Linked DNA regions of Homo sapiens: all the other regions are linked to region 1. Evidence: chromatin loops called from intact Hi-C (ENCODE). Cell type or tissue: OCI-LY7. All regions are shown on one strand. Each heading gives the region's core, and the rest is flanking DNA. Links, peaks and the distances in the headings are about the cores only.

The links. Peaks named below come from ENCODE experiments on the same cell type or tissue, not always from the same donor. Only the 100,000 strongest peaks of a DNase experiment are listed, where the experiment ranks them.
Region 2: it touches region 1 in a loop (2.1-fold over the local background); 8 of 110 quality-filtered maps call a loop at or near these places.
Region 3: a loop joins it to region 1, with 6 times the contacts of the local background. A loop is called at or near these places in 2 of 110 quality-filtered maps.

What each region holds. Positions count from the first base shown.
Region 1 is chr2:164,756,369-164,766,986 of GRCh38, reverse strand. The region is part of intron 2 of COBLL1 (cordon-bleu WH2 repeat protein like 1); the gene reads left to right. Among named protein-coding and RNA genes, the nearest start is that of SNORA70F, 74 kb to the right of the region's middle. In OCI-LY7, for the core only: no CTCF peak of the experiment used is centred there; DNase peaks (open chromatin) are centred at 5,556 and 8,456; H3K4me3 peaks cover 3,865 bases; H3K27ac peaks cover 3,634 bases.
Region 2 is chr2:164,822,671-164,833,288 of GRCh38, reverse strand. All of the region lies in intron 2 of COBLL1 (cordon-bleu WH2 repeat protein like 1), which reads left to right. Among named protein-coding and RNA genes, the nearest start is that of COBLL1, 14 kb to the left of the region's middle. In OCI-LY7, for the core only: no CTCF peak of the experiment used is centred there; no DNase peak of the experiment used is centred there.
Region 3 is chr2:164,862,331-164,872,948 of GRCh38, reverse strand. No RefSeq gene overlaps it. Among named protein-coding and RNA genes, the nearest start is that of COBLL1, 26 kb to the right of the region's middle. In OCI-LY7, for the core only: no CTCF peak of the experiment used is centred there; a DNase peak (open chromatin) is centred at 6,348; H3K27ac peaks cover 1,208 bases.

The DNA of each region.
Region 1 (10,618 bases), core at 3,481-8,480:
TCTGTAATTGAAGGAAGAATGGCTCAATGGAAAAGTAGAGGCTTGTGGTTATTATACTGTTTTAATCATAATCAAAATATTTCTTGGATAATTAATTTTATGTCCAAGGCTGTGTTTTGTGTAATATAGGTGTGGCTTATGGTTCTTGAATATCTGTTGGTCTTTCACGAGTAAATTATAATTTTAAATGCCAGTGGCTTTAAACTATTTCCATGTGCATGGAGGAAAGCAGGAGTAGTCAGAGAGTACTAGGAACATGCTATATATCTATGCTGTGAAGTCTTAAGAATGACATACTGTATTAGTTCGTTCTCGCACTGCTATAAAGAAATACCTGAGACTGGGTAATTTATAAAGAAAAGAGGTTTAATTGGCTCATGGTTCTGTAGGCTGTAGAGGAAGCATGATTCTGGCATCTGCTCAGATTCTAGGGAAGCCTCAGGAAACTTATAATCATGGCAGAAGGCAAGGGGGAGCCAGCACTTCACATTGCTGGAGCAGGAGGAAGAGCAAAAGGGAAGAGGTGCCACACACTTTTAAATGACCAGATTTCACAAGAACTCACTATTGCAAGAATGGCACTAAGGGGAAATCCACCCCCATGATTCAGTCACCTCCCATCTGGCTCCATCTCCAACATTGGGGATTACAAATTCAACATGAGATTGGAACGGGGACAGGGAACCAAACCATATCACATACAAAAAAGGGTATATGCAAAGATTTGTATGTGAGTGTTCATAGCAGCATTATTCATAATAGCCAAATAGTGGAAGCAACTCAAACATACATTAATTGGTGAATGGGTAAATAAAATGTCTATTCATGCAATGGCATTCTATTAGGGAATAAAAAGTAACTAAGTATGGATATATGCTACAACACGGGTGAACCTCAAGAGCTGCTTCAGTGGAAGAAGCCATTCAGGAGAACACATATTGCATGATTCCTTTTACAGGAAATCTCCAAAAAAAGCAAATATAGAGAGACAGAAAACACTGTAATGGGTGCCTGAGGCTGGAGGTTGGTTAGGGTTAGAGCAGAGATATTAGAAAGAAAAAAATTATGATCTTGGCTTATTTAAAGCACAAATAAGAAATATTAGAATGAAAAGAACTTCAGAGATCTTCCAGATAGCCCTTCATTTTACAGATGAAAAGGCAAAAGCGACCTTCATTTAGGAGGTCAATATTCCTAAATGTATTTTTGATTAGCTTTAGTAATTTCTTTTGTTTCTGTGTGTTTCAATTATTGTTTTGTTCATATATACCATAGAGCATAAGATTTTTTTTTGTAAAAACATTAGTAATTTTCAAACACAAAAGGTGAGAGTATTCATTACTCACCTTTCACCGAGCTTTAAATGTCACAAACGCTTTGCCAATTTTGCTTTAGCTTTCTCCACTTTTTCCCTTTTATTCGTCTCAAGAAAATCCACACATAGCCATTTTACTCATATTTTGTTATATATCGTAACAGATAAGGAAATTTAAAAAAATACCTTTTATGGCATTAGCGTATCTAACATTTGGTGGTTATATCACTTAAGTCTCTCATTCTATATGGGTTCTTTCCCACTCCCTTCTCTTTGTTCCTACATTTTGATTCGTTAGTTAAATTGGATTATTGATCTTGCAGACTGTTGCAAATTCAGGATCTTGCTAACTACATTCTTGTGGTTGTGTTTATATTGTTTTTTGATCTACTTAATTTTTTGGTTAGAGTCATATTAAATGTATTAGATAAGAGTACTTCATATGTGGTACTGTATGCATTCCATTGCAACGTGTCATGAAGCGCATGATGTCTGTCCAGTATTTAGTGATGCTAAATTTGAAAAGTGGATTCAGGTGGTGTCCATCTGATCCATTTATTATGTTCCCAGTTAAATTCTCACCTCATGGCTTAGAGTTCATTGATGAATGGTTGCTTAATACTGTTTTTTGAGCAAATATTGAAACCAATAATTTTCTAATTATTTTATTCCTTCTGTATTTTATTATCTAGAATTCTTTAAAGGAAACCCTTGTTCATCAAATGTTATATTTCTGTATGAACTGTATTTCAGGCAGTATAAATGCTTGATTGATTCTTTCCCTAAATTTTCAGGGTACTAAGAGATGTCCTACCTTAGCAGCCTTCATAATGACTATTTAGTTTTTATTATTAATAACTCATGGATTTTTAAAATAAATGTTATGTTTCAATACAATGTAGTCATTCTTTTAGTGTTAAAATTATCCCATCTTGGGCCAGAAAGAGGCCCTTCCAGTTGCCTGCTGAGTCATTTTGCCATGACCTCCATAGTCTGTGATAACCTCTCTGATCCTAGAACATTCTGTTTGCCCAAAAAGTCTCATATGCTTTTTTGGCCCACACCTGGACTCAGTCATTTTTTCAAGGAACCCTGATTCCTTTGGTGGGAAATATATTTTCAGACCATAACTACATGCTCTTTGCTACTGGGTGATGACGTTCAAGTGGACAGCTGGATAATATGCATTTTTGAAAGAAGAAAATCATGTTCATACTAATATATTCAATCAAATCTAAAGTTATAGCATTTTTATTTAACTCCAATTTTATGTTTATCTCTTATTCAGAAAATATGGACTCCTAGCAGTATACATTTAGATATTTATTTTACAATTATATGAAATACTATAGTTTCAAAATAATATTTGTTAAAATTACTACTAATAGTAAGACAACTGGTTACAGTTTTAAAATTTTTAGTGTTTTTGTCTTTAGAATATATCACACTAGAAGCATATAAAAAAGAAAAGCTAGCTGGGTGTGGTGGCTCACGCCTGGTAATCCCAACACTTTGAGAGGCCAAGGCAGGAGGGTTGTTTGAGGCCAACAGTTCAAGACCACTCTGATAAACATAGTGAGACCCTGTCTCTACTAAACAAACAAAAAAATTAGCCAGATGTGGTGGCACATGCCTGTAGTCTCAGCTACTCTGGAGGCTGAGGCAGGAGGATCTCTTGAGCCAATAGGTCGTGGCTGCAGTAAGCCACAGTTACGCCCCTGCACTCCAGCCTGGATGATAGAGCGAGACCCTGTCTCAAACATAAAGAAAAAGAAAAGCTGTTATTTAAAAACATTTAATCTTTAAAGGCAAAATTTTAAGATACATTTGTAGAGATCTAACTTTCATCCCTATTCCTTTTCTCCCACGTAATCATTTTTATTTTTATCTTGACATTGTTTCTATTATATTCCATATAGAACCCCATCTACTTTTTATCGAAAGATAGTATACTAAAAGCACTTATTTTCTTTATGTCATTTGATAATATATTCCAGTCATGAATGTGTGCGATCTTTTTCATTCCTTTTCATGATTGCATAATACTTTATCAAGTGGATGTACCATAATTTGATATAGTCTATACTTCATGGATATTTGGTTTGTTTCTAGTCTTTTGTTTTCAAAAATGCTGCAAGAACTAACCTTTCGCATAAGCCATAAGCTGGTGTGTCTTTGGGATAACTTCCTGGTAGTAGGATTATTGGGCCAAAGGGTAACTACGTATTTGATTGTGTTAGTTATTGCTAAATATTTCTCTATAGGGAAAATTCCTCCATTTTGGTCTCCCACCAGCAAGGTATGAGAGTGCTTCTTTTCCCAACCATACCTATAGTGTGTGTTGACAAATTTTTTACATTTTTTTCTCAAACAAAAAAAAAAGAAAAAAGACATTTTTTTCAAACCTGATACGTACGAAGTATATTTTTGCATAAAACTAAGGATTTTAAAATTGTACGGTGACTTTATTGGAAATGTGACCCTTTATGCCAGGAATCAGTGAGCTTTTCCTATAAATGGCGAGACAGTAAACATTTTAGACTTTGCAGGCTCTAAGGTCTCTGTCACAACCACTCAACTCTGTTATTGTGTGAAAGCACTCATAGATTATATGTAAACAAATGAGCATGTTCATGTTCCAGCAAACCTTTATTTTTTTAAAAAAGGATGATAGGCGGGCAGGCGCAGTGGCTCTAGCCTGTAATCCTGGCACTTTGGGAGGCCGAGGCAGGCGGAGCACAAGGTCAAGAGATAGAGACCATCCTTGCTAATATGGTGAAACCCCGTCTCTACTAAAAATACAAAAAATTAGCCGGGCGTGGTGCCAGGCGCCTGTAGTCCCAGCTACTCGGGAGGCTGAGGCAGGAGAATGGCCTGAACCCTGGAGGCGGAGCTTGCAGTGAGTCGAGATCGCACCACTGCACTCCAGCCTGGGTGACAGAGCAAGACTGCGTCTCAAAAAAAAAAAAAAAAAAGGATGATAGGCTTAACTTGGCCTGTAGGCCATAGTTTGTTCACACTTACCTTATGCTGTTTTTAATAATGCAAGTGATTTAAGATGATCAGATGCTTTTACCAGGCTAGCTAGTTTGTTCTCGTATAATACACTATACATTTGATATATTGATTAAACGAGACAGCTGAGACACAGCTCAGTATATGTTGGATTGATACTAGAACTGAAGTATACTGTCTTGTAATCCAGCACTCTTTTCTAGTTCCCCACTACCTCTCCTGGTTAGTTCAGGACACTGTATATTGGATTATTTCATCTGTGGTACAGTAGATGCTACTACTGGCCAAACTTACATTGAAAGTACTTTGAGTTGTCATAGACTTGTCCTCCTTCAAACACACATGCTCAGTTGACTTTTATTTTGCCCAGTGATACTCACTTTTTTTCTAGCTCAGTGGTTGGCACTGTCACCTGTGGCCAAAGAGCATGGTCAGGTTAAATAGCCCTATAAGGAAGGATTAAGCCTATAATTATGGATTCACTTGAGGCTAGTATTAATCAGCTGAACTATTTGAGCATAATCACATAATGACCATAATTTTTCATCCAAAAGAACTTATTTTTCCACAGAGTGAAGAGCAAATGAGCTAGCATTTCAGAGGTTATAGGAACGGTTTAAGTTAGAGATTAGCAGCCTTTCAGAAATGATGATCTAAGACTTGATTTATTCTCTAGTTGCATTGCTACTTCTCTTATGAGATGGCAGGGAGATAGTGGAAAAACTGTGATTCATTCTTTGCTGAGAAAAGGTGAAAAGGGCCTGGTAGGTACTTGGCATAGAGCTGCCTAATATAAATGTGAAAATTGTATACCTGTATGTTCCTGTGGACATCCTGTTAGGAGAGAATTTGAGTGAAGATTTGGAAACTTCTTGGGTTTTAACTCTTACTGTGTTGTATATGGAGTAATATTTAGGTTGATCTTTTCATGAATTATATCGAACAAAGGAAACTTTTAAATCAAGTGCCTCGATGCTTATTTTTGTTTATGATTTGCCAACAATAATTATTTCATATAAAAGCATAGATAAAGGCCTATAATAGACATTTTAAATATGTGACGCCTGTGTCTTATTGAGGATATATTTTCTCTACACACCTTTGTTTTCACAGCATGGGTTTTTTTTCTTATGTCAGTGTTTTCACTTCTGTATTATCAGATGTGTTATGACTAACAGCATTTGCATTTTTTTTTTTTTTGAGATGGAGTTTCACTCTTGTTACCCAGGCTCGAGTGCAATGATGCGAGCTTGGCTCTTTCGCTCTTGTTACTCAGGCTCGAGTGCAATGATGCGAGCTTGGCTCACTGCAACCTCTGCTTCCCAGCTTCAAGTGATTCTCCTGCCTCAGCCTCCCGAGTAGCTAGTATTACAGGTATGTGCCGCCATGCCCAGCTAATTTTGTATTTTTAGTAGAGACAGGGTTTCTCCATGTAGGTCAGGCTGGTTTCGAACTCCCGACCTCAGGCGATCCACCCGCCTTGGCCTCCCAAAGTGCTGGGATTACAGGCATGAGCCACCGTGCCTGGCCAGTATTTGCATTATTAAATAGATCCATAACATCATTGCATGTCTTTTGCTGTATCTGTGACAGCTTCTTGACTCAGTTATATAATCTGGGAATGAGGTCTTGTGTGGGTAGGACTTCTTTAGTAATTAGCCATTAAATAGAACAACAGTTATTGATGGGGATCATCATTTTTTCCAATATCTTTGCCTTTATTTTAGTTCGGTGGTTTCAAACTGTAATGTGCTAGATTATCAGCGTATATTACCTGGACCCTGTATACAGGTTTACTTTAAATAGGTACGAACTGAAGCCAACATGTGTTATAAACAAGTTCCATAGGTGATTCTAATATCTACCAAATTTTGAGAATCACTACCTTAGATATATTTTTATTGTAACTTTTATTTTTTTACTAGTTTTCTTTGAAAGAAGTTACAGAAATAGTGCAGAAAGTTTCTCTGTGCCCTTCTTCTAGCTTTCCCCCAATAATAATATCATATATAATGGTAGTATGTTGTCAAAACCAAGGAAGTGACATCGATACTAATGCTATTAACACAGGTACAGACCTTATTCTGATTTCATCAGCTTTTTACATGCATTCTATAATCATTATGTTTGTTGATTTAGGTTTATAGTTCTATGAAACTTTGCCACATGTGTAGATTTATGTAACTGCACCATTCTTTATCAGAGTACAGAACTCTTCACCACCACAAAGAAACTCCCTCATGTTAACCCTTAATAGTCTCATCATGCCTCCAAATTTGGCTGCCATTGATCTGTTTTCTGTGACCTGAAGTTTGTCCCTTTGAGACTCTTACGTAAGCAGAACCATACAGTATGTAACTCCTTGAGACTGTCTTTTTTCAGTCAGCCTAGTACCCTTGAGATCCATCCGAGTTGAATGTATCAAAACTTTGCTGATTTTTATTGCTGAGTAGTTTTCTGTTGTATGGATGCATCATAGTTTTTTATTGTTTCTCCCATGGGAGCACATTTGGGTTGTTTCCAGTTTGGGTCTTTATGAAGAAAGCAGCCAGAAACATTCATGTAGAGGTTTTTGTGAATATAAGTTTTCACTACTCTTGTGCAAATACCTAGGAGTAGATTACTGGGTCATACGTTATGTGTATGTTTAGTTCTATATGGCAGTGCCAAATTGCTTCCCAGAGTGGCCTTCACCGTTTTGCATTCACATTATACAAGCCACATATGAGAGAGCCAGTTTCTCCACTTTCTTGTCTGTACTTGGTATTACCAGTATTTTAAAATTTAGGTGTGTAGTGGTAGATCATCATAGCTTTAATTTGCATTTTCCTAATAGATAATGTTGTTAAACCTATTTTTGTGTGTCTATTTGCCATTCGTGTACCCTCGTTGGTAACGAGTTTACACCTTTTTCCATCTCATGGCTGGATTGTTTCTTGCTATGGAGTTTAGAGAGTTCTTTGTATATGCTAGATATGTCTTTTTGCTGAATATGTGACTTGCAAATATTTTCTCCCAGTCTGTGGCTTGCGTTTTCATCCCCTTAATAGGGTCTTTCACAGAACAGAAGTTTTTAATTTTTGATGAAGTCAAATTTTTTTATATACATATATGTATACTAAATCTATGGATTGTGCCTTTGATGTCATAGCTAATCCTATGGCCTAACTTTTGTTCCCAAAGATTTTTTTCTTATGTTTTTATCTATAAATTTTTTAAGTTTATGTTTTAAATTTAGATCCAATTTAAGGTAATTTTTGAATAATGTGCTACTTTTGATTTTAGTATTTCTAAACTCTGTTTGAGATACTATGTCCAAATAGTTCTTTTAGCTAGTATTTGTCAAAACCTGTAACTAGGAAAATTATTTTGGCAAATTTATTTCAGGGAGTTTTCTTTATCAGTATGTGGTGAATGATAGGTTTACCCCAACATGAATTTAAAATTTTAACAGAGTCTGATAACTCAACGATGTTTAATATTTACCCAAGTTCATATTTGAGAGTATGTTATTCACATTGTGACTTGAAAGCAACTTTTGGTTTTATTGTTTGGTTGGCTGATCTACCAGTGGGCTTGCTTGGCTGACATGCATTCCCACTCTTTAATATGTGTATGTGCATATATTTTAATAATTATAACTCTCACATTTAATGTTTTAAATGCTAGGTTTCTAACCTAGTGTGTGTTTGAAATTTAAAAAAAAAATCAACTAAAACTTTTTAACTTCCTTTGGTGGAGAACTTTTTTTTCTATATTTATTGCTTCAGAGAGCAAGTATAGTAAAATTTTAAAAAATCCACAGATAATTTTGTTTTTAATGAGTAACTTTTTCTTCAAATTTTTTGAATAATAATTTAACCTTTTTAAAGTAGAAATATATATTTGTAATAAGGCCTTTTATACTTAATTTCTATGTGCCAAAGAAAAAAGAGGTCAGAGTTTCACATAGTTCTCTCTTCTCATATTTTTGTTAATCATTAAAAAAAATTTAATTGTAGTGTCAGTCACATTTTTATGACCTTTTTTGGACTAATTTTTCTAAACCACAGTGATTCTCCCATATATGTTGCTTGCAAGGCAACAAACACAAGTGCAAAGGAAGCTTTCAGTAGATGATGTTGAGTCCAGCTGCTGCTGACACTTGTATGGGCAGAAAGTTGTGCAAGAATGACTGGAATCATAAGTGAGCATTGGGACATGGTTTTGTGGTTTGGGTTTGTTATTGAGAGAAGTTATTTGGTCATTTCTATAAATGTTTATGAATTATTTTAGGGTTCTATTCAAAAAAGGGTAGTATTTGTTAGGGGATTATATATATAAAACATTTGGCATAGTTTCTGCAACTAGATAAGCATTCAGTTAATGTAGAGTTTTTTCCTAGAGTGCATTTAGGACATCTTTGCCATTGTTTAGTTGGACTTATTCCATTTTTAAGTTATTGGTATCTGAGGGCCTCATATGGTATTTCTTTAATCTGCTCACAATTTCTTTATATAGCACTAAGTACACAGTGGGTGCCCAGTAAATGTTGTTGACTGTCTTGTGACTCATTGTAGATATTTCTTTTAAGTCTGTTTTCTCAAATCGCTCGTTTGTTTACATTAATTTTATATCTCCTCCTTTGATATAGCTATTTCTGCTGAAGGTTTTTCTCATATTTTTCCCCAAGATGTTTTTCTCATCTTGTTCCCTTTTCTTGTTAAGAAAGTTTGACTTTCATAACTGTTCAAAAAGTAAACATCCCCTGTAAGATATTTAGGAAAACCCAGAGACAAACTGAAATTTCTTATTTATGGGACATATATAAGAAATTTAATATTTTATTATTATTATTATTATTTTTTGAGACAGAGTCTCACTGTCACCCAGGCTGGAGTGCAGTGGCATGATCTTGGCTCACTCTAGCCTTGACCTCCCAGGATCAGGTGATCCTACCACCTCAGGCTCCCAAGTAGCTGAAACTGTAGACATGAACCACCACGCCTGGTCTAATATTTAATTTTTACTTTGTAGTTATATTTTCCCATCCCATATCTTGGTCTGTGTTGGTGACTCCTTGAGAGAGAAACCCAGACAGAGAGAGGTGTGTGTGTATATATGTAAAATTCTATTCACTTCTATTTGTGCATTTTCTTATGTAAATTGTATCTCAGTAAAAAATATAAAGTAAAAGATCATTTTTGTTTCTTTCATGAGGAATTTTCCTCTTTGATAAAAGGAAACAAAAATGTAACAGGGATTTAAATTTGAAACACTTATTATTAAACTTATGGACTACTTTTAAGATATGTTTTATTCACTGATCCTGAGTGAATAAATGTGATTGAACATTTATTTTTTGAACATTTATTTACATAAACATTTATTGAACATTTATTTACATAAATGTGATTGAACTAGGTAGAAGCCTTTATGTGTGTATTAGAGTTTATAAAGTTCCAATGAAGGTATATCATTAAGTCTAACTGAATACTTAATAGTGTGCTAGGCATTATATGAGACCGGTGGTTCTCAAAATTGGCTGCACTTTAGAATCTCTTGGGGAGATTTTTAAAAATCCTCACAAACCAATTAAATCAGAATCTCTGAAAGTGACACCTAGGCCTCAGTATTTTCTTAAATGTAGGTGGGTCCATTGTGCAACCAAGTTTGAGAACCATTGTGCTAGACAATGAATATACCTTACCCATTTAACCCTCTCAGCAACCTTGAGAGGCAGGAAGTGTTATTCCAGTTTTGCAATTCAAGTTCCAGTGAGATCAAATGACCTAATAACTAATTTGTGCAGACCCAGACACAAACCACGATCTCTGACTCTGAATCTTGATTTTTATCAATAACTCTTGGTGATTAGTATGTAGATTTTTTTTCCTTTTTGCAAGTGTGTATCTTTTTTTATTACCCTGTGCCTTTCTGGAATGCATTAATGTTGTCACTGGAAGATTACACTGTATGTATTTAGTGAGCTAGATATTTTTGTTTTCTCCCTGCCGTATCGCCCACATGTCCCCACCAAAAACAGTGAAGGCCAAGTTATACAACGATTATCTAAAGCACTTATTTTAAATTTATAGATACTAGAATAAGTTTATTGACTTAGAGATGCTGCTTAGGAATAAACTATTACTCTATCAACTTTTATAAAAATATATTTTGCCATTTTTTAACTATTTTAGATATTATAAGCAAAACAAAAAATAGAAACCAGGGTTTTGGAATTGAAAATATTATTAGGATATTACTAAATGTTAAAGAAATTTCCCTGGAAATTACCTGAAGATGATG
Region 2 (10,618 bases), core at 2,704-7,703, 67 kb before region 1:
TCTGCCTTCTGGGCTGAAGTGATCCTCTCGCCTCAACCTCCCTAGTAGCTGGAATTACAGGCATGTGCCACCATGCCCAGCTAATTTTTGTACTTTTTGGAGAGATGTTGTCCAGCTGGTCTCAAACTCCTGGCCTCAAGAGATCCTCTCGCCTCACTCGCCTCAGCCTCCTAAAGTGCTGGGATTACAGGCATGAGCCACCGTGCCGGGTTTGTAGTGTTCTGTTTTTTGTTTTTTTTGTTTTTGAGATGGAGTTTCACTCTTGTTGACCAGGCTGGAGTGCAATGGCGCTATCTCGGCTCACCACAACCTCCCTCTCCCGGTTTCAAGCAATTCTCCTACCTCAACCTCTCGAGTAGCTGGGATTACAGGCATGCGCCACCATACCCGGCTAATTTTGTATTTTTAGTAGAGACGGGGTTTCTCCTTGTTGGTCAGGCTGGTCTGAAACTCCCGTCCTCAGGTGATCCGCCCGCCTCGGCCTGTCAAAGTGCTGGGATTACAGGTGTGAGCCATTTGTTGGGCCATTTGTAGTTTTTAATTCCTCAATTGAAATCAGAGCTGCAGGAGTAATATAAACAATTATTATTTTTTAAAAGTATGGTTTAATAGGACAGAGGTTTTCTTTTGTAATGACTTCAGACTTGTAGAAAATTCCTTTGTACATAAAGGTGTAAAAATACCACATATTTGAAAATAGCCAAAGTGTTTCAGAAGCAAGCCTCTGAAATGTGGTTGAATAAGAAGCTGAGTTATATAGTAGTTTGGGTTCAAAATATGGCTGTACTTATAAAATCTGATTTTTTTAAATATGATGTGTAGGTTGACTTTAAATAGGATCGAATGCTAAGGCATCAGAATATGTCTTTAAAATAATATTAATCATTAGAAAAATTACATTGTTTCTCAGTGTGATTAATTTGAGGGATTAACACCAAGTAATTGGTAGGTATTCTGGTATATTTTTAAAAATTAAATACACCATTTTACCTTATAGCCTAAAGTAAAGCTTTACATCATAGCTTCTGTAATTACAACAACATATATTTTTAAGGAAGTAGAGTTAAGATGCTCAAATCTAGGTGAGACATTTATCGACATTCCTTGAGGATTCCATCTCTCGAATCTGCCTTCATGCACATGCACATGTACTATTTCTGGAGAAATGGAAGCGAGGAAGTATTAGATGAGCCCAAGGGGAGTAGCGGGGGCTGAAGCCAAAGTTTTAATAGCTACTACAGTTGTGTATTGATTGAGATGTGCTGGAAAAACAGGAAATTGAGCTGCTAAACAGGAAAATGACTACTATCCTACCATTCCCAGACCTGATTGGCTGTGCCACAGTTTCTAGGCCAGTTAACTGTAATCAAGATAATTACAGGAGTCATTGAATTCATTTTCTCCTTTGTGCTAAGATGAATGCAAGTTACACACAAAATGGAAGTGTCCGAGGGTAGAGCAACTCTTTCTCTTTTTTTTATGCCTGATAGTCACTTGCTGTATTACTGCTTTAACAGAATTAGGAAAGAGACAGGGTCACTGTCTTATAGGACAATACCTGTATTTCCTGGTCTGTGGCAGCTCCCATAATTCTCAGGTATCCGTGATTCAGTTATTGGTGGCAGACTCCTCAGCAAACTGTCCTGCTACACTGTGGGAGTGGGTTCTTCCTGTCTCTTGCTCCCACATAAAATGTGTTGTTCCCCATTTCCAGATGGCAGCTAGGTGCTTTAACTTAAAGCAAAAAAAAATATTTTTTCTGTGCTTCAGGAGAGCAAAGCTGAAAGTGGTAGAAAAAAACATCAGCAGCTGAAAAGAATATTTAAATATTATTTAAATATTTATTCTACTAGATAACTTAAGTAAAATTTAAATGATCCCTACTAGATAATTTAAATAAAATTTAAAATAAAATTTAATAAAATTTTAAATGTTAAAATTTATTTTTATTTTTATTATTATTTTTTGAGACAGACTCCCACTCTGTTGCCCAGGCTGAAGTGCAGTGGCTTGATCTCAGTTCACTGTAACCTCTGCCTCCCAGGTTCAGGTGATTCTCCTGTCTCAACCTTCCGAGTAGCTGGGACTACAGGCATGAGCCACCATGCCTGGCTAATTTTTGTATTTTTAGTAGAGATGGTGTTTCACATGTTGGCCAGGCTAATCTCGAACTCCTGAACTTGGGTGAACCACCCGCCTTGGCCTCCCAAAATGCTGGGATTATAGGCATGAGCCACTGTGCCCTGCCAAAAATAAAACAAAATTTTAAATGCTTGTGATCCTATGATATCAGTCTTTTCAGTTTCCTCTTTCTCTGAAAGTGGGTAAGCTTTATTGTGATTATTACCTATGAACTTTGTTCCTCCCTTTAGGAAAGTGAGATTTGACTTTGATTGAATGAAAAATATTTAATGCTAGTAATCTGAAAAGAGGAAATATACTCATTTTTCCTCTCACATTTGAATTGGGATGAATTTTATATCTAGAATCTATTCCACCTTCTAGTTTACTTCACTTTACCATACATCATTTTGAAATATAATCTGATCTGAAACGAACAATATTCCAGAGTAATTCATACTGTATGTCTGTGATTCTATGTAGAAGTATGTCGTAAATTCACTCTTAGATGATGCTAAGAAAATATAGTCCTGAAGTTTGTGCTCGTATTCTTGTGAAATCTAGAAATATATTTCCAATGCTAATTTAGTTACATGGTTATAAGTAGTATAATCTTAAATTTAGGAGAATTTTTATAGCTTTCTAATCAAATTCAAGATTCGTATATATATGTGGGGTGCAACACTTTGAGATTTTCATTTTTTGTGTATCATTTAGTACACTAAGGTTATGCATGTTTGAGTTAGTGGCAGTTCTAAAAATTATCTGAGGATTTTGAATATGTACTACAATTTTTGATCACCCAAATCCATTCTTTTTTGTTGATAGCAATGGGGGATTTGAATGTCTTGGATTTGGGACATTCACAGTTTCCATATATTACTGTAAAGCGTAGGTAAGGTAGAGACCGACTTTCTGGCATCCCATGGATATTTGGAAGGGTTTGAACACAAAGGTACCACAAATACCAATGGTATTAAAGGAATAGCCTTGGGGCACCAAGAAGTACAGTTTAGGAAGCAGGGAGTGAGTAGTACAGTGAAATGATTTAATTCCATGGTCAGCATCTTTTACTACTACTTATACTGAGGAACTCGTCTCTGCTTAGTTGCCACTCAGTGGCTGAACCATTGTGGATGGTTTTGTACCCATTATCACCATGGCCCTAGGACTCTCTTTTTTTCAGAATGTGGATCTATGTCACACCAATATGGACCTATGTCAAACATTCTTATGGAAGTGGAAGGAGTGCAAGAAAAGGAGGAGACCATTTAGGATTTGAGAAGGGAGATGCCTTTATTCTTAAACCTTAGGGAACCAGCCAGCTTCTGAAATTTGACACTGCTAATTAAATAGTTTTCATTGTATATGCATCTGAAGCTCTATAATTGGCTATCTCAAGAAAAAAATTTTAAAGTATTTATATTCAAAATAAAACTGGAAAATCTGGGAGATTTGGGGTAATACCCCCTGTTCATATACAATTTGATATTTCATTTGTATTTAAATATATTATTTTTCAGTTGTGTATATGATATATATTTCCTTCTTTTCCCTTTGCCCTTTGTGATCTGCTTATGTATTTACACTACTGCTTCATGGAAAAAAATTAAATTTCATGGAGTTCTCTTCAAGGGGAGAATTTTATTTTTATTTTTTTGCTTTAGTTAGCTAAGTAGATGCATGCTTTGCTAAATGGAAATGTAAGAATAATTGTGTTTTTATTTGGGGATGTGGATGAAGATGAAAGAAGAAAACAAGCAAAATATATTTAGTGAGTGGGAAAATAAAAGCAGAACAGTTTCTGATGGTAGAAGAAGAGGCTGCTGTGTTAATGCTGGACTGTATTGCCACTAAACAAGCAGTTTGAAGGCTGTGATCGCTTGTATTCACTTTGTAACTCGGGTACTGTTTGTGGAGCACTTCTGTGATCTTAGGTTATTATGAAGTGTTTTCTGCCAAAGACTATATATAACCCCTTCAAAAGTACCATATCTGATTGTGGGGGAAAATATTTCATCCAAAATTAAACTGATGGTTGTGCTGATGACAGTTCTTTCCAGTGGTATTTATGGGTCATGTTATTTATTCGTTATTTTTCTAATAGGCAACATATTCAAATGTCACAAAAAGCAAAAGAGAAAAATGACAAAATGGTGAGACATCTCCTTCTAGCATCTTGGTTCCTGTCACCCACTTCCTTCACAGAGGCAATCAGTGTTATGAGTTCTTTTGAATCCTGGTAGCATTCTAAACTAGCACCGTCCAATGGAACTATAAGCCACAAATGCAATTTTAAATATTTTAGGAGCCACATTAAAAAATTAATGTAAGTAACATATTACATGACACATGGTTATATGATTCTAAGTCTTTCAAAACAATAAAGTTGTCTTTAACAAAAAAATATTTTATGCCAAGTCAGATTTGAAATGTAAATTAATTCCGTTAAAATGTCAGTTTCTTAGTCACGCTGGCCACGTCTCAGTTGCTTGAGAGCCTGATGTGTGTAGTGGCTACTGTATGGTTAGTGCATCTCCTTATATTCATGAGCAAGTGGGTGTACGTATATAATTTCTCCCTTTTTTATACACAGTGAGTGCTGCTTCATACGTTGCTTTTTTACTTAACAATCTACTTTGTAATTATTCCATTTTATTACATAAAGAGCTTTATTTTTTTTCTAGCTATGTATTATATCTTTGTAGGGATGAATTTTAATTTATATAACCAGTCTCCTATTGATAGATATTTAGGTTTATTCCCCTCACTCACCCTTTGCTATTGAGTTGTCATTTTAATAACCTTTATGCAGTTTACAATTTGTTGTGAAACCCTAAAAGGAAAAGGCCATATTCTTTATTCCTTCTTTTGTGTAACTTGCAGGGTTTAATATCATTTCCACATATACCTAGAAACAATGATCAGTTATTGGATAGGTGGTATTTGAGTTTGTGTGAACTCAAGCAAAAAGTCAGTGTTGGAGATGGAGACAAATTACTTGTCCATTGGAACGATAGGAGCTCAGTTATGCAGAGTATTGAACCGAGTAATTAATATTCATTTTTATAGCCATTAACCAACGAATTGTTATTAAGACACCATTAAATACCACACCATTAAAATTACTATTTTATACCTCTCAGCACTCTATTATAAAATTCCATTCTTGGTTTGAGCTTCTCATTTAGGATTATTCCCTGCCATAGTATTTTTGAAAGAAATGTGCATTTCATTAAGAGTACTATATAAGTGAAAATTCTGAATAACATTTTCATTTTATATCTAGAGAAACCAAAAACTTTGTCCATCACGGGCAAGGTTGTTTAACAAGACATAAAGGGTATATTATTTTTTACAACCTAAATATCCCCATTTGAATAATTACAGCAGAGTGCTATTTTATTTATAGAACAGGTTGTACGTTTGAGAGTGAAATAGTCATTAATTGTGTGACTAGTACATAAGAATTCATACTCATTTGTGTCAACACCCTGAAATCTAAATTGTCAATTGCCTTGCTATTTTGATTCCAGACTTCACTTGGTAGAGGACATTAGTCTTTTGATGTGAACAATAATGAGCTGAAGAATAAGACCAAATAATGGAAGGTGTTTTCTTCTAGCTCATGAAAGAAAAGATGAGAATTTAGAGGTCTCAGAAATGCAAGAAATCCAATTGTCATGTGGGCACATAGGAAAGAAAAACAAGTATGAGTATTCTTTTATTCTTTCTTCCCGGTGTTTTTTGAGTGTTACTCTTCAAAATGGTTACAAAACTGCAAATATTATGGTAGAAATCACATTTGTCCTTTTTAAAAAAATAAATGTTTTTGGCAACAAATCGACATTTTACATTATTCCCATATAAGATGAAATTCTAAGCCAGAATTTACCATGAGAAAAACCTTAAAGAAATGGGCCGGGCATGATGGCTTATGCCTGCAATCCCAGCACTTTGGGAGGCCGAGGTGGGTGGATCACTTGAGTTCAGGAGTTCGAGACCAGCCTGGCCAGCATGGGGAATCCCCGTCTCTACTAAAAATACAAAATAACCAGGCATGGTAGTGCATGCCTGTAATCTCAGCTACTCTGGAGGCTCTGGAGCGAGAGTCTCTTGAACCAGGGAGGTGGAGGTTGCAGTGAGCCAAAATCATGCCACTGCACTCTAGCCTGGGTGATAGAGCGAGACCCTGTCTCAAACAAACAAACAAACAAAAAACAAAAAACCCACAAAACAAAACAAAAAAGAGAGAGAAACAAAAAAAAAAACGAAACAAAGACAAAAAACTTTAAAGAAATGATCATTTAATGGGATCAAGTATTCCATAAAACATTTTAAGTAAGCCTAATACTCTACATTTAACTCTGCCGGCTGCCTTACAGTTGTCTGATGCAATGAAACAGTGCACTTGGCACTCTGGCATTTAACAGCATTAGTTTTGGTTTCAAATAAAACTGGTCCAGCAGGAAGTCAGATAGCAGCACTTGGCAGGCAGCTACTGTAGAGTGAGCTTGGAGACAGGACCTGGACCTCCATCTGTGCTCTGCCACTTACTGGCTTTAGGCACTGTTTCCCCTCTCTAACCCACAGTTTCTTCTATTGTGGAAGAGGATAGTAATACAGAATGAAAGTGTGAAAATAATACCAGTATATGCCAGGCATTTGGCTTATGTTTGTGAAATCTTAAATATTATCTACATTGCTAGAAAACAGGCGACTGTGATGTGGACATCATTATTGTACTATTTTGAAACCAGTGAAGGACAGTACACTCCCTGTTCTCATTTGCCTCTCCCAGGAAGTGGAGGATGAAGTTGGTTAGAAAGTTCATAAGTCCACTGTGAAACTTCTTGTGCCAGATGCAGGGAACTTGTTCTTGGCACATTGAATGCAAAATGTGTACTAATCTCAATGAAAATCACATTCCCTTTTAGAGGAGAAAAATGCCCCCACTGAGATTAGGAATATGCTACCAAGGTGATTGTAACTTCCTCGCTTCACCATTCTGGTGAATATTTCACTTTTCTCTTATGTAAGATGAAAGTAACTCTAACTGCATTTCTTTGATTTTGTTAAGACTGATATGCAGTGACTGAAAATTTTCTATGGTAAAGTCATACACGAGCATCATTACTCAAAGAGGAGGTAGGAACTTGAGACACCCATTCTAATCATAGGTTATCATATATTGAATATACTTTTTTTACACATGGATTAAAATCAGATTTCCTACCTCCTGTAAACAAGAAATTGAGGTATTATACTTTACCACAAATGCTGTAAAACTGTCAAGAAGCTGACTTCAGTTATTGAAAAGAGCAAGAGGAATCTATAACTTCTGACTCCTCCATCTCTCAGGATGACTGCAACCACATCACTTAGTACAGGGGATAAGAGTGAGTGGCATTTGTTTCAGGTTGTTTAAAGCTGTAACTCTTTCAGCTATGGTGGCAGCATGATGGCATAGTCTGAAAATTAGCCTCACGCACCCTTGACTAAAAGCTTTTAATAGAGTAAATACAGTCAAATGGATTTATTGATTTGTATTTTTTTCTGGATTCGCTGCTTGTTGTAATATAGAAACTTTAAAAAATTTTCTTGCAGGTTAAGTTTTGATGTAAGAAGAAAGTGATTTTGTTCTATAATTTCCATGTACTGTACAGCAATATTTTCAATGCAATTGGCTGCTATCAAAATCTCAACATAATTAAGATCTATTTTTTTTCCTAAGTAAACGTAATGGAAATTTTCAGGTAGAATAAATTATAACCATGCATAAACTCTGCACTTGGAAAGTTTCTTAAGCATCAGGGTGCTCCTGGTAAATTTACCTTATAATAAATATGTTTCACAAGTAGTATATAAAATAATATGGAGCCTTAATTGCTTCAGAGATTGAATGAATATTTGTAAATTTATTCAAATTTCCACTAATTAAAAGTATCAGGGTCACAGTAATTTAAGAACAGTGACCAGTGGCTTACAGGACTCTGGTTATGCAAGCAATGAGCATTTATGATTCACCAGGTACTGTGCTAAATGCATGACATGTTGCTATATTTAATGGTCACATCCAACCCACATCCAGTAGATGTAGATGTTATCCAGATTGTACAGAAGAGGAAACTGCAGCTTAAGGTATGACTTGTCTGGGGTCATGTGGCCAGGCAGTGGTAGATATGAGCCTGGAATCCAGATGTCATTTGGAATCTATTTGCTTGACCACTTTGCTTTTTGACAACTTATAGACAACTTGTAGACTGGCTTTACTGACAAAGCCAGTAAGATAAGAAATAGCAAGAGTGATCTTAAATGGAACTGAACACTTTTTTTTGTATTTTTAATATTTTTCCAATTACAAAATAAACATGCTTGTCACAGAATGTTTGAAAGCAATAGGAACATGTAAAGAAAAATAATTTTGCAAGCCACCTAGAGATAAATAACACAATTGACTTGCATTTCAGCCTTTCTTAAGATGTATTCTGATTTATAATTTAACATGCTGTCTGTAAAAACAACTCCCATGGTCACATAACTTTGGGAAAGTGTAGGTTTTAAAAAGTTAAAACTGTTAAACTGTTTTCTTCTCTCCAGACTTTCCCAGAGATTTTAATATGTGAACGTGCATAATGGACTTTCAAAATGGAAACTTAATAAGTAACGCTTTCCCAATTTATTTATCCCAAATAAATATCTTGAAATCATTGTTTTTTCAGATATATTTTAGATAATGCTATGGATAGATTGCATCCTTCTAGACTTTTTTTTTTTTTTCTTTTTTGGGACAGAGTCTCACTCTGTTGCCCAGGCTGGAGTGCAATGGTGAGATCTCCGCTTACTGCAACCTCCACCTCCCAGGTTCAAGCAATTCTCCCGTCTCAGCCTCCCAAGTAGCTGGGATTACAGGCATACACCACCATGCCCAGATAATTTTTTATTTTTAATAGAGACTTGGTTTCTCCATGTTGATCAGGCTGGTCTCGAACTTCTGACCTCAGGTGATCCACCAGCCTTGGCCTCCCAAAGTGCTGGGATTACAGGCATGAGCCACTGCGCCCGGCCCTAGACTATTTAATAAGGATTTAGGCTTTTAACTGTGTATACTATTTATATATTCCTTTTTCTTCAGGATTATATTATAGGCTATTTTAATTATTTGAAACTCATTTAAAAATGTGTTTTGAAATATTTGCATAGCAAACCGTGTGTGTATGTGTGTTCTGCATTTTTTTCAACCTTTCACCTGTTGAACATTTCTGCAGTTTCCAATGAAATCATTAGATGTGAAAGTTTTCCGTTTGGGTGAAGGTGATTCCAGAACTGAAAGGTTACAGATCCTGCAGCAGTGAGGATACCAACCCCAGGGATTGTTACACAGCTAGAAACAGTAAAAGCCATCACAAATTTTTGAGAAATCTGTATAAGATGTATAAGATCCCCTGTGATTGGCAATCATGGGAGAGACATGCCAGAGAGGGGATGTTCTCAGGGGAAAAAACGAGAAGTCATCTATGAGAATGAGTTGGTAAGTTAGGTGTCTGCGTGTATAATTATACACTTAGTTCAGGGGTATGCAATTATTCAAGTATAGCCTTGGTGCTCACCAGGCTGTACTGGAGAAGCTTGGACACATGAGGAGTTCTGGTTATTAATCTTTGCTGCGGTGAAGGAGGGTAAGAGGTTTGGAAGTTTGCAGTCTCCTTGAAGGGTGAAGAAACTGGGCCTGTGGACAGGGATCGATTTAACAGGGAGAGTTAGATTAGTTGTAGAGGATTGGGTTTGAAGCCATTTAATCAATAACCCATTCTAAGAAGAAAAAGAAGTCTTGAATCAACAGTTTGTTGATTTTCAGTAAGTATTTGTTAAATAAACAATGCGTCAGATACTGTGCTGGTCACTAGCAGCCAATTGTATTGAAAATATTACTATACAGTATATGGAAATTATACTTACGGAGTAATGTAACTGCTCGTAATGAAAACATGATTGAATCTTATTAAAAATACACATCTTTGAACAACCACCAGGGCAGTGTAAACAATACTCTCACTGTTTTAAAATAAGGAAAGTCCAAATCTCTGAAATGCCACTTATTATGCAATTTCAAATACTTTTTTTTTGTTGTTCCTTGGATGAATTTATGTTTGGTTCATAAGATGTCTTAATAAAACTTTTCACCAGCCCGGCCAACATGGCAATATTCCGTCTCTCCTAAATATACAAAAATTAGCCAGGTGTGGTGGTGCATGCCTGTAATCCCAGTACTTGGGAGGCTGAGGCACGAGAATCGCTTGAACCTGGGAGGTGGAGGTTGCAAGTGAGCTGAGATTGCACCACTGCACTGCAGCCTGGGCAACAGGGTGAGACTCTGTCTCCAAAATAATAATAATAATAATAATAATAATAATAATAATAATAATAATAATATAATATAATCTTTTCAGAGAGCTTACATGACTGTGGAGCATGTAAATGTGTATATACCTTCTCT
Region 3 (10,618 bases), core at 3,789-8,788, 110 kb before region 1:
TTTTTTTTTTTTTTTTTGAGACGGAGTCTCGCACTGTCACCCAGACTGGTGTGCAGTGGTGATCTTGGCTCGCTACAACTTTCGCCTCCCAGGTTCAAGCAATTCTCCTGCCTCAGCCTCCCGAGTAGCTGGGATTACAGGTGCCTGCCACCATGCCTGGCTAATTTTTTGTATTTTTAGTAAAGACAGGGTTTAACTATGTTGGCTAGGCTGGTCTCGAACTCCTGACCTCATGATCTGCCCTCCTCGGCCTCTCAAAGTGCTGGGATTACAGGCATGAGCCACTGCATCCGGCCTAGAATCTTATTTTCAAATAATTATTCTTAAAATGCCTTTAGGGAAAGCTTTTATACAAATACAATTTTTTTCAATAATTAATCAGTATTATTTCAAGTAAAATATTTCAGTAAAATGTCCACTCATTTTAAGCCTCAAAAACCTCTTTTTAAAATGTTATGTTTTCTTTCAGTACTTTGGTTTACCTTACACATAATCATTTCTCCCCTAAATGAAGTCACAAGGATTTATTATAGCAATTAATTTTGTACTTGTTCTGCCTAAGGCACTCAATTAGCATTGATGTAAAAAGACACAATTTTATTATGCTAGATTATCTCACATATAATATATGATTAGGACTAAATAGTGTCAGAAGTCAAAGTGGTTATAAATAAATTCATATTAGAGGGCTGAATGAATGAACATCATGTTTTTCTCATCTTTCGGAATTTTATTACCTGTGAAGTTGCAAGATCCCATGAACGTATGACACCTTAGAAGCAGTAAAAGTGCTAAGTGGGGCATATAAGGATATTCATAAATAGCCTTATAATAGCAAAGGCCTCTTAGTGGTGCATCCTCACGTTGGCAGCTATCTGAAATAACACTAACCAGTTCTCTTTCCTCCTTCAGCTTCACGGAAGTACTCTGCTAAGTCCTTGACTCTCACTCTGAGATTTCCAACAGCTGAAGTAATAGTGTCTTAAATGTATATAATGTATATAGGACTTTCCTTGTAGAGTTCATTGGCATAAGTACCAATAAAAGTAATAGTATATATCTGTTATAGTATATCCATAGTCTATAACCACATTCCCATAACCACATATTATATAGACTTTAAAGGTAGGGGTTAAGTCAAGGTCATGCAGTTAGAAATTAATTTTTTAACACTAAGTCTAGTGTTCCATTTATTACCTTATTTTTATTAACTTAGAAGTCACACTCAGCATGTATTATAATGTTAAAGTTTGCAAAACACAGGTTAATGTCTGAATCAAGATACCATGCCTTCCAAGCAGCTTGCTTAATAAACCTATTTGCTCAGAACCTAATGCCAACTTAAAAGAATTCAAAGAACTTGGATTAGGTTGCTTTTAATAGTTCCCATTATGACCTACTAAATTAAATTACAAATTGAAATGCAGCTGAAATAACTCTGTAACTAGGGTTTTCTTTTTCTTTTTCTTTCTTTCTTTTTTTTTTTTTTTGTGACAGAGTCTCCCTCTGTCGCCCAGGCTGGAGTGCAGTGGCACAATCTCGGCTCACTGCAACCTCTGCCTCCCAGATTCAAGCGATTTTCCTGCCTCAGCCTCCCGAGTAGCTGGGACTACAGACGCCTGCCACCATGCCCAGATAATTTTTGTATTTTTAGTAGAGACGGGGTTTCACCATATTGGTCGGGCTAGTTTCGAACTGCTGACCTCAAGTGGTCCACCCACCTCTGCCTCCCAAAGTGCTGGGATTACAGGCATGAGCCACGGTGCCCAGCCAACTAGTGTTTTTACGGCTGATGAAAAGCCTTCATCTTAGCACAGAGGCTCATGTCTATAATCCCAGTGTTTGAGAGGTTGAGGCAGAAGGATTGTTTGTGTCCAGGAGTTCAAGACCAGCCTGGGCAACATAGCAAGACCCCTGTCTCTACAAAATAAAATAAAATAAAATAATTAGCCAGACATGGTGGGGTGTGCCTATAGTGCCAGCTACTTGGGAGGATAAGACAGGAGATTCACTTAAGGTTGAGGCTGCTATCTCGAAAAAAAAAAAAAAAAAGCTTTCAATGTCTAACACCCATCTCTGGAACATTTATTTTCAAAAGTGAGTTCCATTTGCCAAGTTCTAATGAGATATTTTTAAGGCTAAAACTTTGTGTTTGGGTTTTTCTTTTTTTCTTTTGAGTCAGAGTCTCACTCTATGGCCCAGGCTGGAGTGCAGTGGCGCGATCTCAGCTCACTGCAACCTCTGCCACCCAGGTTCAAGCGATTATCCTGCCTCAGCCTCCCCAGTAGCTGGGATTACAGGTGCCTGCCACCATGCCTGGCTAATTTTTGTGTTTTTAATAGAAATGGAGTTTCACCATCTTGGCCAGGCTGGTCTTGAACTCTTGACCTCGTGATCTACCCTCCTCTGCCTCCCAAAGTGCTGGGATTACAGGCATGAGCCACCGTGCCTGGCCTGGTTTTTTCTTTAAAAAATCACAGCACCAAGATCAGAGAAGTGTGGGATATGGATGGGATTCCAATTAGTGCTATTCCAATTAGCGTCTATTCCAATTAGTGCTATTGATCTTTGCCTACATGCCAGAGTCTGTGCTAAGACCCTTCATGAACAATTATAACATTTAATTCTCCCCTGAACATGGTGGGATAGGCATGGAAATCCCAGCTTCACAAATGATGAAATTTCAGGATTATGAGACTTTTTGATATTTTGTCCAGAAGCTTAGTAGCAAAACAAATTGCTGTTACCATCTTACATTGAGACTCAAGGAGAAGCTAGTGTATGATGAAATTTTTAACATTTATCATGAATGGGTTAATGCATTTATAAATTAGGCTGACATTAGCAAAATAACTTGTGTTTGAATAAAATAGAACTTTGGCTGGGCGGTGGCAATGGAATAGGTTGTAGACCTTTATTTATATACTGTATAACTATTTATTAAGGCAAATATTACTTGTAACTACAAACAATGTAAGTATAAGAAAATGGTAGGAAGACTTTAATTAGATTTCTTTGAAATCTGTCAATATTCACTTATTTTAATTTGATTCTGGGTCTCCATGATGCTATGGCAGGAATCAATAATGATTATTATTATAGCAAACATGTATATTGTACTTACTACATGCCATATACATCCTACATGTTCATTCATTTAGTACTCACAACAATAATTTGATTTTTGGGTTATTATTATTCCCATTTTAGAGATGAGAAAATTACAGCACAGAGAGGTTCAGGAATCTTCCAAATTTACACAGGTAGCAAGTGACACATAACCCAGTCTTCCTCCTGAACAGAAGCCCTTTAACCCTACTCTATATGTCATATAACTTGGACTCCTTATAGTTTAGTTCAATGACCTATGAGGTAATGTGTGATTTTCATAGTTGTGCTTTGGCACTGCAGTTCCAAATTGCTAGTCCTGAACTTAGAATTGGAGAACCAAATTACTTTCAATTAAATTCAACACATATTTATTGAGTGTCTGTCATTTACCAGAAAATCTTCTGAATGCTAAGGATTGATCAGGTACCTCTGTGCCACTGAAATGGCAGAAGATAGAGAAACAAAAGCAAACACAAACAAAGAAAAACTTTTGCCTGGATTCTCCATGAAGCAGAGTCTACGACAAAGGCTTAATTAAGTGAAAGTGGTTAATTTAGAAGTATGATCTCAGTAAACGGGAGTTAGGGACAGGGGAGTGAAAGAAAAAACATGACAGAAACAATCAATGGATGTAATAAGCCAGCCACCCCTCTGGTTGACTAGATGTTCTATCCCCTGGGACACTTTGTGAAAAGCCTTCCTGGTTACCTGTCTGAACTCATCTGCGCCTTTCTTGTTCCAAGCAGACACATTTCCTACCTTTAAGCCTTTGAACTTGTGATTTTTCTCTGCCTAAAATGGTCTCCCTCCAGATACAGGATGATTAACTCCTTTCATTTCTTAAGATTTTTCTCAAAAGTCATGTTCTCAGTGAGGTCTTTACCCCATCGAGAATAGCACAACTCCCCCCAACACTTCCAATTGCCCTTCCCTCCTATATTCTTCAACTTGGCATTTATCACTTTCTAATACTTTCCTTAACTCTATTGCTTATTGCTTGCCTCTGCCACTAGCATGCAAACACCTGAAACTGTGCCAAGCACATAAAATCTGCTCAGTAAGATTTTGCTGAGTGAAAAAATAAACAAACAGTTTCAGAGGCATCCATATGTCTCTAGGGTAGCTATGACAATTACAGCAAAGATGTGAAAAAGTAAAACATTCAGCTTTTGACAACCAAATGTAATTTTTGAGTTCACCGATAGTCAATAAGCTTCTGTATCAGAATGTTTTGAAACAAAACATTTTCTAAGTTTATTTCTGATTAATATATTAAGAACAATGCCAAACAAATTGAATGGCAGGGTTTCATTACAGACCACAGAGAAAAGGAAACCCATGATCTCACATCAGCAAGTTATTTCAAAGAGGAATAAGGAGCAGAAAGTCTTTCCCTTTCAGGAGAGGTGATATTGGGAAGTAAAAACAGAGGCAGAGAAAACAGCCTTTCAGACATATCTTATATTCTGCCTATACTCCTCAGGGTTAAAATCATGGGAGGATGGAATACTAGGTGGAGAAAGGAGCCAAAAATGGAAAATATTTGTCCCATGTTCCACTTGGTATCCTGGGAGTAGGTTGCTATGAAATAAACTTCACACTGATACAGGGAGAGAAAGGAGGATTATAACAGTGGGGAGGCAGTGAAGGGATGTGGTTAAACACAGTGGGGAGGCAGTGAAGGGATGTGATTCCTCCTCCAGCAGTATTTGTGACTCCACAAAGACTACACATAGCATAAAAGGGACCCAAAAATTCCTGTCCATAACAAGCAGGCACTACTAGTATTTCAAAAACTAGTTGGGTGCTCACCCAACATGGTTGCAAGAGGAGGTCAAAGTCCTCCTATAGCTAAAGATTTCCAAAAGGGCACCCAAACTTGGGAGCAAGGGGGAGACACACCAGAACAAATGCAGGATCTGTAGTGCAAACTAGGATTAAGTAAGATAGGACGTAGTTATGGAAAAACAATTAGGTTCTGACTTAAGATGAACATACCGCAATTTCCTAGCCATAGATTTCATTCATACACACCAGCAAAACACTCAAGAACCGAACTAGAGTGAGCACAAGTTAATAGACATCAACAGTTGCAAATCCATGAGCTGGATCTGCATGAAGACCATCATGAGGCACTCTCTCCTCCAATGAGAATCTTATGCTTCCCATCGAGTTGCCCTCTTATAAGGGAGGCAGGCACAGGACAAAGTCCTAATAACGAGTTGAATTTGGAATTGACTAAATGTTTACCCAATCAGGTTGTCTTAACTAGAAAAACTGTCTAAACTTAAGAAATTGATATACCTTGAATTGGCAAATTGAAATTTTAACCCTTACCCCAATTACCCCCTGTATTAAGTCAGGGTTCTCTAGAGGAACAGAACTCATGGAATACATATATATAATATATATTATAACAATGGGGAGGCAGTGAAGGGATGTGGTGTGTGTGTGTGTGTGTATGTATGTGTGTGTGTATATATATATATATATATATATATATCTCCTTTACATACATATAAAGGAGAGTTTATTAAGTATTAACTCACATGATCACAAGATCCCTTAATAGGCCATATGCAGGCTGAGTAGCAAGGAGAGCCAGTCTGAGCTCCAAAACTGCAGAATTTGGAGTCCATTGTTTGAAGGCAGGAAGCATCCAGCACAGGAGAAAGATTTAGGCTGGGAGGCTAGGCCAGTCTCTCCTTTTCACATTTTTCTGCCTGCTTATATTCTAGCTACACTGGCAGCTGATTAGATTGTGGCCACCCAGATTAAGGGTGACTCTGTCTTCCCCAGCCCACTGACTCAAATGTTAATCTCCTTTGGCAACACCCTCACAGACACACCCAGGATCAATACTTTGCATCCTTCAATCCAATCAAGTTGACACTCAGTATTAACCATCACAAGTCCACCACTTGTCAACCCATACACACCTCCTGAGATCATACATAATCTTCAAATAAAGACAATAATAAGGTCATAATTATGCCTAACATAATACAACTATCTTTGTACAACTGGAAACGCACCAATCCCCAACACAAATACTATTACATAAAGTTAACAATACTCAAATGCTGATGTGAAGTCAATAAATCTTATGTCCCATGACAAAGGAGAAAGGAAGTAAAATGAAGATATTTTCTTAGTACAAGTGTATACATGCAAACATGTTTTTAACAAAAGAAGGAGGAAATACTCATGACAGTTACAGTTCCCGTTTCTGCAGCTGGTCATGAGGTTGTAGCTGGTTTTGATGACTACCTTCTTCCACTACCCATTCTGTATTCCCTTTGCCTTAAGCAAGCACCTTAGCAGGTCATGTTTCTTTCTTGAAGGGTCTGGGTCATCTGTAGTCCTGACTGGATTGGGCTGTTGTAGTTTCCCATTGACCTTAATCACAGGGCATGGTAATACTAAGAGACACCCTAATGGATCTCCTGTATTCCATGCAGACTCTTCCTTACCTCCATTGTAGAGTAGTAGACTGATTTCATCTTGATAGTCTGGGTCAATCACCCCTGCCAACATTGTAATCCCCTGCTTAGCCTATTGACTTCAAGGTAGAAGGAGCCAAAAGTGTCCAGGTGGCAGTCTTAACTTCCAATTTAATGGAATCGTAATTGTGTCTCCTGGTGGCAGCATTCCTCCCCCTGGAACTAAGACCTCTAGACCAGCAGAACATAATGTCACGGGAACAGGAAGCAAAAATTTTGCTAGTGGATCACTAGGGTTGATGGTGAGTGGTGCCACTTTCAGTCCCCCACTGACTGAATTATCAAAAAAATTGGATTAGTTATAGATAAATAAAAATCCACACATTCTTTACACATCTGTATAATGAGTGAATTTTCTACCCTACAACTATAGCATATACATTGCCACTAAATCTAGCATAAACAATTATAGATTAAAGTACTATGATCCATTCCAGATCAAGCTAACTAATCGAGTCCTCATGTGCTACTCACATTGATTAATACAGAAACAGAACAATTTCTACTAGAGTCTACTAGTCTGAGAAAAGATATATAGACAGGAAAAATAAGCTTTTATAGTGACTGAAATGTTGGCTGTCAACATACTCAGGTGTATATTAAATACGAAAACATAAATGTAGGAAAAAATATACACATAGCCTACTTTCTTCTTCCATGGTTCCAGATAAATTTAGGACAGACTTTTCTCCATATTAATCATTCAGTCAACCAATACTCAAGGTGGGAACTGATACCCTGAAGCATTTCCATGTGACTTTAGGTAAAAAGAATGAATCAGGACATCTCTTAATAAATGTAATACTTCTGAATGCAAATGTAATACTTCTTCCTTTAATTTAATGTTAATTTTTTTCTTTAACTGCATGTTCGTCTGGGAAAGACTAGTTCCATATAATCTATAACAGGATCTCAGTTTTTGCATTGGTCATGTAATAAAGGAATTTAGTACAGCTGTTGGTGAATCTAATTACTATTTTTGAAATAAAAATAAGGAGTTATATCCTGTTGTTGTTTTTGTTTGACAGTCACTGATAGAGTTTCCCGGCTGAGCAATTAAGCTAATGCCATAGCAATTACTTAGATTAAAAGTTGGAGTATAAGACTCACTGGGAAAGATGGTCATGAAGACCTATTAACTAATCAAAAACAACTACTCTATCCATCTTACAAAAATTCTCTACACAACAAACAGGCAAGAATTTTTAAAATACCATTTAGCAAAATTTGGTCTAGGTATTCCAGTCATTTAAAATACTGTAACTGGTTGCAATGTATACATCAAAATTAAAGACATTCTATGAGAAATCCAAAGGTAAAGTAAGAAAAATACATATTTTGTTGTTTTTACCACGTGCAATTTACTAAAAATGGTTAATTTGCCCCATTAAAATAATTTATAAAAATTTTCGTCTCACTGCTAATACTATTCTCTGCCTGTTGCTCCTAGTCACTGCATTTTATACTTGATCATTGATATTTGCTCCCTTTCTTCTAGTGACCAGTTCTCACTTGCCCAATTACAGTTGCTCCTAAATTGTAGTACATCATACTCAAAAAACATATTCTCTGTGGTTTCTTTAATGTAAAAATGACTAGAAGTGAATTCAAATATTAGTGCTAGCAATGAATTCAATAACTGGAAAATACTCTTGCAAGGTCAAGACAAGTAAGGAAATAAATAATCAAGAAATAGATCTGGTGGCTTTTATGTTCAAACAGAGTAATAATTAACCAGTTGAATTAGAGAAATATAATCTTTCCATCTCATTTAACATTACAGAAATTTCTAAGACCAAGAGCAATGTAATCAACAAATTACAGTGAAGTGTTTCCTTTAAGATTGTAAAAATTAATAGCTCAAAAACAAAGTTAAACAATCATTATGTTATAGTAAAATTCCAAAGTTAAAAATTATTAATTACAATCAAGTTATTAAAAGTTAGATATGAAACCTAAACTGAATTTCATTATGTTTGTGATAATGTATCATTTTCAAAAAGTTGAAAAACTGACTAAAACAAATGTAGAATAAACATGTGTCAAAGATTTATTTAGCTCATTAATGAGGGAAACAGAATGTTAAACCTGGTTCCAAGGGCAGAAATCCCAACAACCACTAGTCTAGATATCAAAAACTTGTTCTTTTCAGTGGGCATAAAATATTTTCCAATTTACTTAAGGTCACAACTATACAAACAACAACAAATCCCCAAAGATTATTTTTGAAAATAAAAGAAGACTGGTCTCATTTTATCTTGCCATATGATTGTGGCACAAAGTATTAATTAACCTCCTTGCTAAGGTCGGCATATCTAGAGCCATATAATGTTGAACAACTACCCAGGCTAGAAAATTAACTTCTAGCCTGAAGTTTCTTTATGAATTTTCTTTATGAAAATTTCACAAAGAACCTCAAATTACATTTTACTAGATTTATTATTCCAAGTTTTTCAGAATTGCTCGTTGGCTGTTTTAGTCTGAATCTAGGAAACCAAACCAAGATACTCATCTCAACAGATTTTACCTATAATATCTATAAATTTGAGTATGTTGTTTTCTGCTCAAGGTCCCTAAAATACAGTGAAGTTTCTGGCCTGTTAAGAAGTAATGGTATTTATAGCCTATAAGATCTCAAATGCATATCGGCGACTATTTTTCTGGGACTGTTCTATGGGCATAGATTTCATCTACAAAGTGCAACCTTTGTTGCTTCATGGTGGTCTCGTCAGAACTGATGAAATAAGATTTATTCTCATATATAACACTTCCAAGAATGGTCTTGGTTGCATTATCAGTTTGTCTATGTCCTGGTAAAAAGAAGGACAGATTTTTATTGAGCCTGTACAATTAACTATATTGCCATAACAAAAGATCAGAAAGACTCCGGAAAGTACTCTATTCCTCAATTCTGAAGCTTCAGGGAAAATAAGTTACCATTTAAAGAGTGTTTCATTTTCATTTGCAAAAGTATAGTCTACTATATCAAGAGTTAAGGAGAGATTCAGAAAAAAGGCGGGAGGGGTTTGTAAGGTACCCATTAGAAAAAAGAACACTAAACATAATAACAACAATTAGATTTTCCTACTCTTTAAATCTTAGGTATTAGGTCAGCAGTTTGCTTTCTTGAGGTTGTCTGCAGGACTAAAAAGAGAGTACCTAAAATCCTGACTCAGTCTGAGAGTTGTCTAAGTGGTGACACTTAAGATCCATATTCTATACCATATTCTATACCCATAGTCTGTATCTTGAGGTATCAGTAAAGAGTATAATCAATGAAATATTTTTATTAATAACATAAGTATAACATAATTACATTGATAGTATTTAGGGAAGGTAGAGATTCTCTTTGATATGACAACTATTCCCATGCAGATTTTACAATAGTGTGCAGCTATTTAAGAAATATAGAATATAACATATAACTCAATTATTTACATCTTCCTGTTTTATGAAGTAAAAGAAAAAAATTTTGGAATTGCCCATGGCCCTGGGAAATTCCAAAAATAGTTTAGACATAAAATATATATTGAAAATAATACTTCTTACATTGTAGGATGTGATCTTAGGTAGGTAAAATCATGGAGTTATCAGTAGATATCTGGTCACTTATGAAAGACTCACAGATGCCTGAGAACAGTGAATGGTTCTGATTGGCTACCTATTAATCAAAGTGGCAATAAGATATTTTAAATTAGAAGTCAGGAAATTTTATTTTGTTTGTGAATAATCAAGGACATGAAACAAACACACTACCACAAATTATTAAAAATTATTAAGGTGAGACAGAATCCCTGTTCTGTGAGCAGATTACACAGAGTAACATTTTACTACCTCTTCTTAAGAGCAGATGGAATTCTCTAAGACTTACCTGCAATTTTAAGAGAGAGTAAACCAAATTCTAGTTTTACGTAAATGTAATATTTGACAGAGGCTCATTCATAAGCAGCTACTTTAAAATTATCTTATGAATAGGACCATCAAACCTGAACAAATTTGCCAAA